2 separate regions of the Homo sapiens genome follow, and region 1 is linked to region 2. Evidence: read pairs that join two places in POLR2A ChIA-PET (ENCODE). Cell type or tissue: MCF 10A. All regions are shown on one strand. Links, peaks and the distances in the headings refer to the core of each region. The heading gives the core; the rest is flanking DNA. Region 1 has its middle 43 kb from the start of MIR1303. Region 2 has its middle 43 kb from the start of HAND1.

Region 1 (4,396 bases), core at 224-4,223, 120 kb after region 2:
ATGCCACTCTTGTAACAAGTCTCGGCCCCATAAATTAATTGGAATAGAAGTAATCATAGGCTGAACTGTACTCTCTTGATTATTAGGTCCTAGACAATGTAAAATCATGGCACTTTGATACACTTCTGAGGTGGCGCCCACACCAACAAGTCCTGTAACAGACTTTTGTTTAGGCCAATTTTTTGGCCACTGATTTAAGGTAATGATAGAAACATCAGCCCCAGTATCCACTAATCTTTCAAACTGCTTTCCCTGAATAGTGACTGTACACACAGATCTATTCTCTGAGAACTGACTACTCCAATAAACAGATTTTCCAGCAGGGTTGGTACTTCCAAACCCTCTTGTTCTTTCTGTTTTGCTATCCCCAATTTTAATATAAGGCAAAGCAATAATTGAGCAATTCTATCACCTGGATTGGCACTCCAGGGAACAGTGGAGTTAATCACTAACTGAATTACCCCTTTATAATCTGAATCAATTACCCCAGTATGAATTTGGACTCCCTTCAAATTTAGACTTGATCTTCCTAAAATAAGGCCTACCATCCCTTCTGGCAGTGTACCATATACCCCTGTAGGAATCTTTTGCGGGGGCTATCCAGGGAGTAAAGAAACCCTTTGAGTAGAACATAAATCTGCTGCTGTGCTGCCCGCTGTGGTGGGGGAGAACTGTTGTATTGTTGTAATTGGCTGATTCCCTGAAATGGTGGTATTTGCTGTGGGGGTTGTTGTCCCTGAAAACCCTGAGGAACAAATGGCTGAATCGGGAACGCCCCACTTTGTCGCGGGGCCTGAGGCTGGCCCCTCTTCCCATTTCCCGATAATGGTTGCCCATTTTTATCAAATTTAGAATGACATTCCTTAGCCCAGTGTTTTCCTCTTTCACATTATGGACACAGGCCAGGTGGCTCTTTATTTTTACTCTGTTTATTTAAGACTGGGCAATTCTTTTTTAGATGACCAATTTGACCACAATTATAACATTTCCCCCCAAATGTTCTAACTTGTCCTCCTAAAGCAACCCCCGTAATTGCTTGAGCCAATAGCATTGCCTTATGCATAGCTCCTCCAATCCCATCACAAGCCTTCACATATTCTGTAATTACATCAACTCCTGCTGGAACATTTTCTCTTAATGGCTTTATGGCTGATTGACATTCTGGATTTGTATTTTGATAAGCCATTATTTCTACAACAACTTTTCAGGCGTTATCATCTGCAATAGATTTTTGAGCGGCATCTTGCAACCTTGCCACGAAGTCTGGATATGGCTCTTAGAGCCTTGTCTGATTGAACTAAAAGAATGGCAGGAGGTTCCTGGGTCCTGAATTTTTTTCCCAAGCCCTGAGGCAAATAGTCCTTAGTTGTTCAATAGCCTCATTCTGCATTACTGATTGTTGGTTAATAGTGCTCCAATTTGGACCTGTTCCTAGCAATTGGTCTGCATCTATATTAACAGCAGGATAAGTAGCCTGATTTTTCCTTACCTGTTCTTGTACTCCATCAATCCACCAGGTTTTAAACTGTAGAAACTGAGAGGGTGAAAGGGAAGACTTAGCCAAAATTTCCCAATCATAAGGAATAAGTCTATTTCCATGAGCAATGGAATCTAATAATGTTCTCATATAAGGAGAGTTGGGTCCATATTGTTTAACTCCTTCCTTCATATCTTTTAACATTTTCAGGGTGAAAGATTCATATCTAATCTCAGTTTGGACAGAGGCTCCTGCTTGACTCCCTTTCCCAGCCAGTATCGGTTGTAAAATTACCGGGTACTGCCATGCCTCAAGATCTCCCTGTTTTCTGGCTAATGGTTTTATGCAGTGTACTATCTTGTACACTAGCTGGTGCTGTAGGATCAAACGCCATCGCTGTGGGTTGCTGATATAGTGCCCTGCTATTTGGGACAGGACACCCCGCCTGAGATCTATACTGAACCTCTGGAAGCAGCTGATACTGAAATTTGACTGGCGGCCAGTATTGATAAACTACCAGTGGTTGGGTTTTATTTTCTACCAGCTGATATTGTGGATACTGTGTCTGGATTGGCATTGCCGGGATAGAGACTCTATCCTTTTCTACTTGATATTCTCTTGCAGTTTGTACTTGTCTAACCTGCATTTGAGGTTGTAATGTCACAGGCATCTGAACCGCAGGAGGAGGAGTTGATGGCCGTCGTGGTTTAAACTCTGATGACCCAAATAATTCTGGACCTCCTTCTGCCAATTTTGATGATTCAGGATATATTACCTCCTGTAATTGATTATAGTCAACAATTTTGCATTGACCGAGCCATTACAGACTCTGCTACATTTTTACAATGTGAACTTTCCATTCCTTTCTTGAACTCTGTTCCTGCCTCTTCTTCACAATCTATTACACAGCTCTCAGGGGCATCAGAAACTGAAACACTATCTTCTTCTATTTGAAACGGTTCTAAAGTTGCTTTAATAATGGCCCAGTCATTCCATACTGTAAGTGGGATGATTTTACCTTCCCTACTTGCTTGTTTTAATTCTTTGCCAATTTTTTCCCAATCTTTTAAATATAAAGTTCCCTGTTCTGGAAACCATGGGCAGAATTGTTCTATTGTTTGAAATAGCATAATTAGATTTTCTGTAGAAGCTTTAACTCCCCCTCTTCTTAAGATAATTTTAATGAAGCTGAGATAAGAGGCATATTTACTTTCAGCTTGCCCCATTGTTACCCTGGATTCCTCCGAGCACACAAGCTTACCGCAAGGTTGACCGTGGACATACTTGGGAATCTCTCATCAGCTGTTCTCAATGTTCACGTTCTTAGCATACCTTCACCCTAGAGAAAGGCCCCAGATTGGGCGCCAGATGAAGGGGTGGCCCGCCCCTCCACACCTGTGGGTATATCTCACCAGGTGGGACAAGAGACTGAGAAAAGAAATAAGACACAGAGGCAAAGTATAGAGAAACAACAGTGGGCCCAGGAGACCGACACTCAGCATACGGAGGGCCTGCACCAGCACTGGTCTTTGAGTTCCCTCAGTTTTTATTGATTATTATTTTCATTATTTTAGCCAAAGGAATGTGGTAGGAGAGCAGGGTGATAATAAGGAGAAGGTCAGCAAAAAAACATGTGAGCAAAAGAATCTATGTCATAATTAAGTTCAAGGAGAGGTACTATGCCTGGATGTGCACATAGGCCAGATTTATGTTTCTCTCTGCCCAAACATCTCAGTGGAGTAAAGAATAACAAGGCAGCATTGCTGCCAACATGTCTCGTCTCCCACCATAGGGTGGTTTTTCTCCCATCTCAGAATTGAACAAATGTACAATCAGGTTTTATACCGAGACATTCGGTTCCCAGGGGCAGGCAGGAGACAGTGGCCTTCCTCTATCTCAAGTGCAAGAGGCTTTCCTCTTTTACTAATCCACCTCAGCACAGACTTTTTACAGGTGTCGGGCTGGGGGACGGTCAGGTCTTTCTCATCCCACGAGGCCATATTTCAGACTATCACATGGGGAGAAACGTTGGACCATACCCAGCTTTTCAGGACAGAGGTCCCTGTGGCTTTTCACAGTGCATTGTGCCCCTGGTTTATTGAGACTAGAGAATGGCGATGACTTTTACCAAGCATAGTGCCTGTAAACATTTTGTTAACAAGGCACATCCTGCACAGCCCTAGATCCCTTAAACCTTGATTCCATACAACACATGTTTTTGTGAGCTCAAGGTTGGGGCAAAGTGGCTGGGGCAATGTTACAAATTAACAACATCTCAGCAAAGCAATTGTTTAAGGTACAGGTCAAAATAGAATCTCTTATGTTTTCCTTTTCTACATAGATACAGCAACAGTCTGATCTCTCTTTCTTTTCCCTAAAAGTAATGATTTTATATTGATTACATGTTAAAATGTAATATTTTTATATAGTAGATGAAATATCTTATTAAAATTACTTTCACTTGTTTGCTTTTATGATTCCTAATGTGGTTATTAGAATATTTAAAATTACATTTGTGATTGCCTTTATATTTCCCTTGGACAGTATTTTAGAGAATGCAGTGGTGAGAGGAACCAGCCTCCCTGAACTTGAGGTCATGGCCCTGTGACTTAGACCAGGCCTCTCATCCTCTCTGAACTTTGGTCGCTTTGTGTTAAAAAAAAAAAAAAAAAAAAAAAAAAACAGAGATAAATCTGCCCCTGTACATCCTCTCAGTGCTATTGTGAGAATCAAATCAAATAATGCACACAAAGCTGTTTTATAGGCTGTAAGAATAATTAAGAGCAACAATTGCGTATTTTTAGCTTTTGCTAGGAGCCAGGCTCAGTGCTAAGTGACTCCACGCATTTCTCTCACAGGCCCTATGAGGCAGGTACCAGTACTACTCCCATTTTGCACATGAGGAAACTGAGTCTGAAA
Region 2 (4,396 bases), core at 300-4,299:
GTGAGCCGAAATCGTGCCACTGCACTCCAGCCTGGGTAACAGAGCGAGACTCCGTCTCAAAAAAAAATTTCAGATTCCTTAAACATGGTCTTGGAGGTCAAGTGGGATCTCACCCCTGCCTGCCAGTGGGACGCCAGCTCCCAGCCCCTCTCCCCTTGCCACACTGGTTTTCTTCCAGCTCCTCAAGCAAGCCTACCTCATGCCCTTCCCAGCCCTTCCCACAGGTGCTCCCTTCTCCCTGCCCCATCCAGGTGGCCCTTCTCACACTCAAGCTGAGCTTGGCCTCCCTGACCACCCCTTGTCACAGCACCTTACTCTTGCCTGGGTGGCCAACATCAAATTTGTAATGATGTGTGTATCTGTGTGTGTACACGCTCAGTCTCTGGGTGGGGCCAGGGTCACACATCAGTGCATGCTCAGCCCCTGGCACAATGCCTGCCACATAGAAGGCTCTGTACAAATATTTATTTAATGAATGAGTAACTGACCAGGAGGAGGACTGATCTTATTCTTGAGGTCAGTCTTATTATCTTATTATTCGGCTCACTGCAATTTCTTGAGGTCAGAAAATGGACAGTCATATCCAGTAGAGAGGAAATCAGAGAAGATGTTTTGGGGAAATTGGCACTAAAGCTGGGTTGTGATACTCGGGAAGACTTTGACTGGTGGAGAGGAGAAAAGGAGAGTGTAGTGTTTAGGCTATGGGTAGGCACTGAGTTGAGGAAAGGCAGCAATGTGAGGTGCTGAGACCCTAGGCTGCAAATGCAGCCACCTGGGGCAAGTCTCTTCAATCTTTTGAACCTCAGTTTCTCTATCTGAAATATGGGGATGATGATATCAACTTCCTAGACAGAGCATATGAGGAGGAAATAAAGCTTTTCATCAGGGCTCAAATTGCAAGTATCATGATTACACATTTTTATTTCACCACCATGCCAATCTGAAGATAGGGGTATTATTGTCTGCATTTTCCCCTGATACTAAATTTATTTTATTTATTTATTGGAGATGGTGTCTCACTATGTCACTCCGGCTGGAGTGCAGTCACTCTTCTCAGGTACAATCACAGCGCACTGCGGCCTGGAACTGCTGGGCTCAAGCTATCTTCTTGTCTCAGCCTCCCAAGCAGCTTGGACCGCTTGGGTATGTAGTGGTGCACTTGACCTCCAGATGTACACCGCTGACCTCGGCTATATTTATTTTTAATGCTACATATTTTTTAAACATTGAAACTATCTCAAATTTATAGACAAGCTGCAAGCATGGTACATAGAAGTGCTTTTCCCCCAAATGCTTTGAGAATAAGTTGCGGATATGATGCCCCAACTCACCTGAACATCTTTGTGTTTATTTTCAATAAACAAGGACAATCTCTTACAAACCGTAATACAGCCATCACCATCAGGAAATTAATATCGACACATTCCTACCATCGAATCCTCAGATCCCCTACAAGATTCTCACTGGGTTAGAACAACGTGCTGTGTTTAGTTGCCACATTCTTTGGTTTCCTTCAAACAAGTCCTCAAACTTTCTCTGAATTTTGTGATCTTGACATTTTGGAGCTCACTGGCCAACTAGCTTGAAGAATGGGCCTTAATTGGGTTTCGTTTGATGATTAGGGCCAGGCTACGCATCTTTGGCAGGAACACCACGGTCATTTCTTCTGTCTGCATTGTTTCCAGGTAAGGAAACCAAGAAGGTGGGAAAGGAAATGTGAAATGGCCTCTGAAAAATCCTGAGGTGGGAAAGTATGTGGCATATCCTACTTTAAGTCCTTTCTGCTGCAAGGATGTCCTCATTTGCTAGATTTTCACTGCAGCTGATCCTGGCCAGAACCCTCCTGACATCAGGGAAGAGGCTAGAAGGGGTTAGGGGCTTTTTAGAAGTTGTGGGCGGTGGGTGGGGGAGTGGAGAGGGGTGCCGCACTTTCCCCAAGAGACGAGGGCGCTGAGCTCCCGGTATCCTCTAGGTGGCGCACAATTCTCTGGGGAAAAGGAGAATTCCAGGTGAACTAATTCCACGGGAAGAAGGGTTGGTTTGGGAGGGGCTAAGCCCTGCCTACGGGCTCCTGTAGGGGAATCAGCTCCCCATCCCCCTGCTCCCTCCAGAGCAGCGCCCAGCATTCAATCATTCGCTCGCATTTATTTGTCTCCCGCCTGCCTGTGGCCAAGACTTGCCATTTGTAGGTCACAGCACAAAGCGGAGGAGGGCAGGGTTGTCTGACTTGGAGCTCAGGAAACCTCGGCTTGGGGCTGGTTTTGCATCTGAGTTGCTGTAAGACTTAGCACCTTTCTGGGTCTCAGTCGTTCCAACAGTTCAAAAAAGTGAGGATGGCCGGGCGCGGTGGCTTACGCCTGTAATCGCAGCAGTTTAGGAGGCCAAAGCGGGCGGATCTCGAGGTCAGGAGTTCAAGACCAGCCTGGCAAAGAGGGTGAAATCCCATCTCTACTAAAAATACAAAAAATTCGCCGGGCGTGGTCGCAGGCGCCTGTAATCCCAGCTACTCGGGAGGCCGAGGCAGAGAATTGCTTGAACCCGGGAGGCAGAGCTTGCAGTGAGCCGAGATCGCGCCACTGCACTCCAGCCTGGGCGACAGAGTAAGACTCCGTCTCAAAAAAAAAAGTGAGGATGTCAGCTTGGCTAGATTATAGTCCTGCTTCATCACCCAACCCCCAACCCCTATCTGTCTCCATCTTGAGCCCACCCTGGCCCCAGACTCCTCCTCTGTCCCATAAGAAAGGATTAAAATCTCACAAACTGATGAGAATGAAGTGTGAAAGGGCCTACAGGGTTTGAATGAGGGGGGAGGGGCTGACGCTTCAGAGCTAGCTCTACCCCCACAAAGGGGAGGTGGGGGGAGGGAGCTGGAAGGCTTGGAGGGACCTATCTTCCTCCACCCAACTCCCAGAGCTAAGCAGTACCGTGGCCCCCCACTCTTCCAGTGCTGCTGGCCTATGGCTTGCTTATCAGGGGTGGCACCCCCACTAATGCAGCACGGGGTGTCCAGGGACTGAGATCGGCTCTCGAGTTCCCCTGTGGCCACAAACTGTCCTCTGGACAGTTGACTTGCTTGGCGGTGCCTCATTTTCTTTATCTGTAAAACGGGCCAAAACCACTTTTGTCACAGAGTGACATCCTTGCAACAGCCATACTGCTGTTTAAAATCTTCCATCTGCTTCTCCTTCCTGCAGGGCAGGTGTAAAGAAGGCCTGGGGTGACCCAGCATCCTGACTTGGAGAAGATCCTATGGGGGAAGAGGGCCATGGAGTGGTCATCGCAGATAAGGGGCCCTTTGGTGCTTTCTGTCCCATGTGCGCTAATAATTCTTCAGCCACAGACAGCATCTTGCGACATCCAAAGTACTCTCATATCCATGACTTTATGTGACCCTCACATTCTACCTTGATTGGTGGGAAACTGAGGCTGGTAAAAGGAGATGTGACTTGCCCAAGATCACACATCCAGCCAGCAGCCAAGTCAAGCTGTAGAGTGCAGTGGATAAGAGGATGGTATCAGGCCATCCTGGCTCTGCTGTGCTTAAGCCGTGTGGCCTTAGGCATGTCATTTCACCTCCCTGAGCCTCGGCTTCTTCATTTATCAGTAGGAATAGTGCAGAATTGTTCTGAGGGTTAAATAAAACAAACAGAGTGACATACTGGGTGCCATCCTGGTTTTGGTAACATTCAGAGCCAAAACACACCTTTCTTGGTTCTAAGTGACTATATCTGGGGAGTGGGGACTTGTCTTTTTTTCCTCCTACATCTTGCATCTCGCTGGTATGATTTCCATGTCCCATCACATCAGTCTCTTCCCCAGGTCTTCCAGGCTCCACTGTCAGCACTAAGAAGTCAGGGATTGGGTGTGGCTTGCTCCCCGCTGTAAGCCCAGCACATAGCACAGCACCTTACACTGAGTGAGAATAATGGCTCATATTTTAAGTGCTCGCTGTGTGCCACTCCTGTGCTAAGCACTTTCTCTGCCTCTTTTCATTTAATCCTCACAATTCTACAATGTAGGAGGTATGATTCTCATCCCCATCACAGCAGTGATGGAACTGGTATCAGAAAGGGAAAGCAACCAGCTCAGCAGAGCCAGGCATGTCTGTGCGACTCCAACACTCAACCGCACGGCAGGCTCAGCAGCTGTTCTCTGCTTATAAAGCACATGGCGCCTGGCACATTGGTCACCCTCAATCCATGGCATTGGATCTTTGTCACCTGACTGTCATCATCCCTTCTGACTCTCAGTCCCTCCTCTGAACAACAGCTGTGTGTTGGCCCCATTCATGTCCCACCAATGCCCAGTCCTTTAGGGGGCTCCCCAGCTAGCCAAGGTGACCCCATGCTAACATTTCCCAAGCTCTTTCCTCAAATTTTATCTCCATCATCAATGA

The links. ChIA-PET counts read pairs that join two places held together with the same protein. Peaks named below come from ENCODE experiments on the same cell type or tissue, not always from the same donor. Only the 100,000 strongest peaks of a DNase experiment are listed, where the experiment ranks them.
Region 1: POLR2A ChIA-PET joins it to region 2 with 5 read pairs; 1 of 35 experiments calls an interaction of 5 or more read pairs at or near these places.

The regions. Positions count from the first base shown.
Region 1 is chr5:154,640,802-154,645,197 of GRCh38, forward strand. No RefSeq gene overlaps it. Among named protein-coding and RNA genes, the nearest start is that of MIR1303, 43 kb to the right of the region's middle. In MCF 10A, for the core only: a CTCF peak has its summit at 1,854; a DNase peak (open chromatin) is centred at 1,860.
Region 2 is chr5:154,519,140-154,523,535 of GRCh38, forward strand. No RefSeq gene overlaps it. Among named protein-coding and RNA genes, the nearest start is that of HAND1, 43 kb to the left of the region's middle. RefSeq lists enhancers at 180-680, 1,870-2,473. In MCF 10A, for the core only: a CTCF peak has its summit at 1,967 (motif pointing right); DNase peaks (open chromatin) are centred at 432 and 1,992.